Linked DNA regions of Homo sapiens: region 1 is linked to region 2. A link is a contact called in ENCODE Hi-C or POLR2A ChIA-PET data. All regions are on one chromosome and are shown on one strand. The core of a region is the stretch at or near the end of the contact, and the rest is flanking DNA. Distances in the headings are between cores, read along the strand shown. Region 1 overlaps PRKCH (protein kinase C eta). Region 2 overlaps PRKCH (protein kinase C eta).

The links. A loop is a pair of places that touch in the nucleus more often than their neighbours do. ChIA-PET counts read pairs that join two places held with the same protein, here RNA polymerase II (POLR2A). Pooled maps may share reads with other maps.
Region 1: a pooled map shows a loop between it and region 2 (5-fold over the local background). The contact joins two enhancer-like sites. A Hi-C loop is called at or near these places in 1 of 37 single-sample maps with no recorded cell type and 7 of 50 pooled maps. POLR2A ChIA-PET finds 5 or more read pairs at or near these places in 7 of 52 experiments (CD4-positive, alpha-beta T cell, GM12878, RWPE1 and 4 more).

What each region holds. Positions count from the first base shown.
Region 1 is chr14:61,388,920-61,392,606 of GRCh38, reverse strand. PRKCH (protein kinase C eta) reads right to left here. Exons shown (of 14, transcript NM_006255.5): 2 at 1,319-1,382. Among named protein-coding and RNA genes, the nearest start is that of PRKCH-AS1, 68 kb to the right of the region's middle. Within about 2 kb of position 1,351, at least 4 of the 41 ENCODE cell types and tissues checked have a DNase peak (open chromatin) inside an H3K27ac peak, as active enhancers do; they include CD4-positive, alpha-beta T cell, where a contact is called at or near this core.
Region 2 is chr14:61,500,810-61,504,582 of GRCh38, reverse strand. The region is part of intron 10 of PRKCH (protein kinase C eta); the gene reads right to left. Among named protein-coding and RNA genes, the nearest start is that of PRKCH-AS2, 43 kb to the left of the region's middle. Within about 2 kb of position 1,267, at least 9 of the 41 ENCODE cell types and tissues checked have a DNase peak (open chromatin) inside an H3K27ac peak, as active enhancers do; they include CD4-positive, alpha-beta T cell, where a contact is called at or near this core.

The DNA.
Region 1 (3,687 bases), core at 102-2,601, 110 kb after region 2:
CAATAATAGAAAGACAAATCCAATTTTAGAAAACAGGACAAAAGACTGGAACTGGAAATTATCAAATAAACAAACAAATGACCAATAAGCATGTGAGAAAGTACTCACCATCAGGGAAATGCAAATTTACCCACAGGATATAATTTCATACCCACTAGAATGTCTACGATGAAAAGCAATGGCCATAGAAAGTGTTAATGAGGATATGAAGTAATTGGAACTCTCATGCATTGCTGGTGGGAGTATAATAAAACCACTTTGGAAACCATCTGGAAGTTTCTTCTGAAGTTACACACACACCTACTTTATTACCCAGCAATTCCACTCCTATATAATTATCCAAGATAAATGAAAGTGTTATGTCCAGAAAAATTTATGTGTAAGAAGGTTAATAAAAGCATTATTCATAATAGACAACAATAGGAAAAACCCCAAAAGTCCACCAAGAGGAGAATGGGTAAACAAATGGATGCTACATTTATATAATGGGATACTACTACTCAGAAATAAAATGAAAAAAATACTGATATACACAATGATATGAATCTTCTAAAAACTATGCTGAGTGAAAGAAACCAGACATAAAAGAGAATATACTGTATAATTCCATGTATATGAACTTCTAGGGTAGGTAAAACTAACCTGTGGTGAAATAAAGCACTTTACTTATTGCCTCTGGGAGCAGGGGATTGAAAAAGGGTACAGGGAAATGTTCACAATAATGGAAATGTCCTGTATCTTGGATTGGGGTGCTGGTTATGCAGTTGTATGCATTTGTCAAAATTCAAATTGTTCACTTCTGATCTATCATTTCACCCCCATATAAATTTTACCTCAAGTAAAAAAAATATTGGATGGGGGAGTAGGGAGTACGGTAGCCACAGATGAAGAACAGAATCCCTTACAGGTCACAAATGAGATAGAGATTATAAAGAAGATAACTGGATCCCTAAATTTCTTTCATAGACATTCACAGGCAAACTAAAAGATGGCACAAAACCAAAGACGTAGAGTTCCACAGTCATGAACCAAAAAGACGCAAAAACCATTCAGCTACGATGACACTGGCTAAAAACAAAAACTCATTGAGTGTGTTAAATGAAACGTGAGATTGCCAGATTTAGCAAATATATTTAATTTGGCAACCTGAACCAATAGACCACTGGGCAACAAAATACTAGCCAGCCCAACTTATGAAAGTGATTTTTTAAGCATCTCTTACAACATGCTCTTTTTTATAATGTCCATGATAGAAATTCCTACTGAGTGTAAACCAAGATTACATGTATTCTGGAAACTACCCAAAACTCATTCTTACCTTCAGTGAAACTCCCGGTAAGGGTTATTACCACAAATACTTTCCCCTCTGGCTCGAGATCCACCTACAAAGAGAAAAAAAAATGTATATTATATGTTAGTTTTAAAATATTTTTGTGGGCCTTAAACAATTCATCACAGAGAGGCCTAATGTGTAAATCACAGCCACAAATCAAATAAATCTAAGTCTTTCATTAAATAGTAGAGTGGCAGGGAAACAAGTGAAAGCTCAAAAAACTGTAAAGACTGAAAAGAAACCACATTTTATCAGTTTCCTTCCTCTTGAATTTTATTCTCTCCCATTTTTGGCTTGTCATAATATAGACAGGCACATCCACATACTTGGTAATTGTTTTTGAGACCTCCATATCTTATGCATATGGCTTATAAGAGCAGCATTTTACTAAACCACATGGCAAGAATATGAAATAGAGAAATAACGGCAACATACAAGGTAATGAACACATGTGGCTTGGTCAACTGCAAATCTTTAGTTTTATGGAGTAAAAAGTATAAAGAGTCTCTGCTACATATTTCCACCAAAGTCTGGTCAATCTTAAGGAAGCACTAGGGAAGGAAGTTTAGGAGCCTTGCATTCACTACTCTTTTTTTTTTGAGAGAGAGAGGTAGTTTCACTTTGTTGCCCAGGCTGGAGTGCAGTGGCATGATCTCAGCTCACTGCAACCTCCATCTCCTAGGTTCAAGCAATTCTGCCTCAGTCTCCTGAGTAGCTGGGATTACAGGCGTGTGCCACCACATCTGATCTGTTTTTGTATTTTTTAGTAGAGATGGGGTTTCACCATGTTGGCCAGGCTGGTCTCGAACTCCTGACTTCAAATGATCCTCCCGCCTCAGCCTCCCAAAGTGCTGGGATTACAGGCGTGAGACACTGTGTCGGACTGCTACTCTTAATTAGTCACGGGAGTATCAACATACCTTGAAGTTACCTATCAGCTGAAATATCAAGACATGCATTCTGCAAGCAATGCAGCTTGAAGTCTTTTCATATGGTGTCGTCCTCTGCATATAGTCCAGTTTCCGAAAGACCCCATACAGCATGGCGCCCAGGATGAACAGCACCTCTGGCTCTGTTCTGATCACCACTAGCTTAGGTGGGCGGACTCCCCTCTTCCTACCGGATGCTAACTTCACTATCCATGAACACCTCTAAGCCTTGCATTGTGAGGCTCTTGTGGACTCAAATACATGAATTTACAATTGTCCTTAAATAAATCTTTTCAGATTCTGCCCATGGCTCCATTTTTATTTTATTTTTCTCTTTCTTTGGCTGTGGCTCCATTTCTGCCTTTGACCTTTCATCTGAAGAGGAAGACTGGCATATAGAGAAGTTTCACTAGAGATACGAATGACCATTTTTGGTCAAATATTAAATTTAAAATAAGCTGCAAATAGTCACATGGTACAGTGGAAAGAGCCCCCCTACTAGACCAGGCCAAGAACTCTAGTCTGATTCTGTCACAGCTGGTTCTGGACCCTGGGCAAGGTCCTTTACCACACTGAGCCTCACTCTTCCAATCTGAAAAGTCTATGGCATCATTATTTAGCATTTTTTCTCTTTTTTTTTTTTTTTGAGACAGGGTCTCACTGTCTCCCAGGCTGGAGTGCAGTGGCACAATCATAGCTCACTGCAGCCTTGAACTCCCAGCCTCAAGCGATTCTCCTGCCTCAGCCTCCCAAGTAGCTAGGACTATAGGCATGTGCCACCATAACCAGCTTGCCTGCTTATCTAGGTATGTATGTATGTATGTAGAGACAAGGTCTCACTATGTTGCCCAGTCTCAAACTCTTAGGCTCAAGCAATCCTCCCACCTCAGCCTCTCAAGTCACTGGGATTACAAGTGTGAGTCACTGTGCCTGGCATTGGCCTAGCGTTTCTAACACAGCCTCCACATATGATCTCAAAGATTTTTTTTTTTTTTAAGACAGAGTCTCCCTCTGTCACCCAGGCTGGACTTCAATGCTGCAATCATGACTCACTGTAGCCTCGACCACCTGGGTTCAAGTGATTTTCCTGCCTCAGCCCCCCAAGTAGCTGGGACCACAGGCACATGCCATCATGCCTGGCTTAGAGAGGCATGTTGCCCAGACTGGTCTTGAACTCCTGAGACCAGGCAATCCGCCCGCCTTGGCCTCCCAGAGTGCTGGGATTACAGGCGAGAGCCACCATGCCCAGCCAATCTCAAAGATTCTTAACAGTACTGTTTACTTTTTTAAAATTTATTGTATCTACCCATGACAAAGCCCCCAAAAATGCACTGGACTTACCCTAGGTCACCACCACACCCTGATTATATACTTTTTCAAAATAAAAGATGCCTGCTTTGTTCAGATTCAGAAAGCTTAACCTGT
Region 2 (3,773 bases), core at 18-2,517:
TTGGTTCTACCATCTTAAAGAAAAAAAAGTAGAAATGCAGACACCTCTTTGTATGATGACCATGCAGTGTACCGCCCAAAATGGGCCTCAGACGGCTGGGTGCGGTGGCTCATGCCTGTAATCCCAGCACTTTGGGAGGCCGAGGTGAGTAGATGACTTAAATTCAGGAGTTCAAGACCTGCCTGGCCAATATAGTGAGACCCCATCTCTACTAAAAATAACAAAAATTAGCCGGGGGTGGTGGTGAGCACCTGTAATCCCAGCTACTCAGGAGGCTGAAGCAGGAAAATGGCTTGAACCCAGGAGGTGGAGGTTGCAGTGAGCCGAGATCGCACCACTGCACTCCAGTCTGGGCAACAGAGCGAGACTCTCTCAAGAAAAAAAAACCCAATAAACAAAATGGGCCTCTGAGAGTAAAATGGGTCATGAAGGGGGATTATGGGAGCAAACTGGGACTTTTCTGGGCAAATGATGACATGGGGTCTGACCTACCTCTGCAACAGGTAAGTTAATCTAAGCTCATTCAAAGTTAAAACAATTTTTTAAATAATTCTTCCATTTAAAATGTGTTGTTAATTGAACCCTTCTTATCTTGAACTCTGATGAGTTTTTATCTTGAGAATTAATTCTTGCAAAGTAAAGTATCTTGAGCTTCTCTGGTAAGTTTTTGATTCTAGAGTTATATCTTAAAACACAAAGTATAACACAGGTCACTTTCCCTGGATGATATATCAAGTGAGATACTGTGAAAATACTCTGCATGGTAAGCCCTCGACTCTACCTCTTTCTTTTTATGAAAACAGAATACATGGCACAAAGCACAGCTGCCCCTGAGACATGCTTCAGAGGTAAAGCGCTTTGTAACAGATTCACTTCCTTTCCCAGTGCCACAGAACAAAGATTACACTCAGCCTTCCTGGACATAAAAACTTCAGTTTTTCCCATTCCTCCTGCCAAAGCTGAAATGCCGAGAAATGCTGGGAACCTGGCCTGTGATTATACACACTTCATATTTTACATTCTGAAACCCCAAGGAATAAGCTGTTGAGAACAGAGTCCTATTTCTTAAATGGCAGTTGAACAGATACAACGCTCAAGCTCTGTTGAGCGTGGCTTAGTATTTGCATAGGCAGAAACAGACAAAGACTGCACAGATTCTGCCAGTCTGTGGGCACCTTCCCGGCATATGTGGCAGACCTCAGTTAACTTTTCTCACTTATTTCTGTTTGGTTGTTTTTTAACCTTCTGAATTACTCAACCAGATTCTTACAGGAAAAAAAAAAAAAAAACCACTAACACACATACAAATCAGTCACAGGGAAACTCAGTTACGGCCTCTGACGGGTTTGAACCTGTCTATTTGCAAATGAGAAAACAAAATTTCAGTGTTCTTTAGGCCAAAATAGTATCTACCCTGCTCCTTGGTGCAGCAATAAAATGGACAGCCCCACAGTAATCAGATTTTGGGTTTGCTTTTGTCAAAATTTTCCTCCTCAGTTTTGTAAGTTGATTTCACCGCCACAGTATATTTTTCTCAATTCCACCTTCTGTGTAGGAGTCAAAAAAAAAAAAAAAAAAAAAGCCTGCTTCCCTTCCTCTCTTACATTCATTCCTTTCCTTCAAGAACCAACCCAAGAGCCACACATCCCCCAGGAAGGGCTCGAAAGGGTGAATTCCATGACTCAGTGTCACCTGCCTTCCTCTGCTGCTCGGCCCCATTTCTTTGTCAAAGGAGTGTTAAAATCCTCACTCGGTGAACTTGGGAAAGGCAAGCTTCTAGCTGCTTGGATTAAAGACTGAATACCCCCTCTTGCTTCATTTGCAAGATTTGGGGCTGCTCCCATCTGTTCTTAGAGGGCAGGAGCTCATTTTTAATTTTTTCTCTCTTGACATTATTTGGGACAGCGCCCATAGAGAAAGGTGTTTGAGAACTCCCTGGTGAATAAGCAGTCCACTCTGTACAACAGAAGGCACTCTATAACCACGGTAGAAGTATGTGCTGCTACTCTTTAATCCAGTTATAAATAATGACTGGTGCAACTGCTCTACCTGGAGCAGTAGTGCTGGAAAGAAATCTTTCTTTGTAGCTTGTAACTGCAATAAACGTTTATAAGCCTGTTGCCTGATCTGAAAAAACCAGCACTTTCTCCAACAAGAGATAGCAGAATTATTTCCAGGACTTGAACTGTCACCCATAGACCCTTCTGATAAAAGAAAAGATTGAATGGGCATGGTGGCTCATGTCTGTAATCCCAGCACTTTGGAAGGCTGGGGTGTGCGGATCACGAGGTCAGGAGTTTGCGACCAGCCTGGCCAACATAGTGACACCCGTCTCTACTAAAAATACAAAAATTAGCCGGGTGTGGTGGCATGTGCTATAGTCCCAGCTACTCAAGAGGCTGAGGTAGGAGAATCACTTGAACCTGGGAGGTGGAGGTTGCAGTGAGTGAAGACCATGCCATTGCACTCCTGCCTGAGTGAGAGTGAGACTCCATCTCGGAAAAAAAAAAAAAAAAAGAAAAGAAAAGAAAAGAAAAGAAAAGATTGCCTACCTACTACCTTTCTTTAAGGATTTAGATTTCATCTCTCTAAAGACTTAGGAAAAAATCTCTGTTCTTCAGGTAGATAATATACCACCATTTGTTTTTCAACAGGAGACATTCAAATGCAGAGCTTGCATATGCATAGACCATTTCTGGAAGGACATATAAGGACATGTCTTGAGGAAGAGGAATTGAGAGACTGGGGACAAGGGTATGAAGAGGATTTAGCATTCACTGTAATCATTTTAGAACAGCTAAAAGTGTCCTTTTTATGTATATGCATTAATTTACATTTTAAAATTAAATTAAAGTGACACTGCTCTTTAGTCAATAAATGATACTGTGTTTCCACCCATCTTCTCATCACTTACTCCCCACCATGAATTCCTGCAGACAAATGTTGGCTCAGTTGCTAGAAATAAAACAGAAATGAAGACAAGAAAAAAGAAATATTGCCATGCCCTGTGCCAGAAATTGAGGGATAACAAATGAAATGAACAAAAAAGAGCTCAAGATGCAAGCCCTTATGTAGCCATGACAAATGAGGAAACGTACGAGACTCTTGGTGTAGCTTTCGCTACTGCTTTTTTTTTTAATGGGATTAAAATGAGCACACATCTCTCTTTTTTTCATTTATTTGTCTATCAGGGACAAACCATCCAGGTCAATATATGTAGATCTAATGTATTCTTTCTTTTAATTGTTGCATAATATTCCACAGTACGGGTATAACCATAATTTATTCAACAATTTCCTTATGGAATCTGTCTTTCAAGTAAATTCATTGTTTAATTTCCTTCCCTGGATCACTTTTCTTCTTAACAACTGATAATGTATATGGAGGATTTGCTGATGTCAGACACTGGAATAAGCAAGCCACATGAATTAATTTTCACTGTAACTCCATGGAATGGATAGTACTGTTATCCTCATGTAGATTAAGAAACGGAGGCTTAGAGAATTAAAGAGTTGGTACAATATCACAGAATTACAGTACATTGTGGGGGTAAGTTTTAAATCTAAGTTTGACTTCAAAGCCTCGTTCTTAACTGTAAGCCAATACTGTCTCATTTTCATGCTGTTCCATGCAATCAACCTGAGTCTGTGGCCAGTCTTAAACATTATCCTGGTATTTCCAACTTTGAGATGGACCATTTGAAGGAGTTCCATAGGTACCTCTATTTTGACATACCCAAAGGTGATTTTCTTGTCTCCCCCATCCCACCCCCG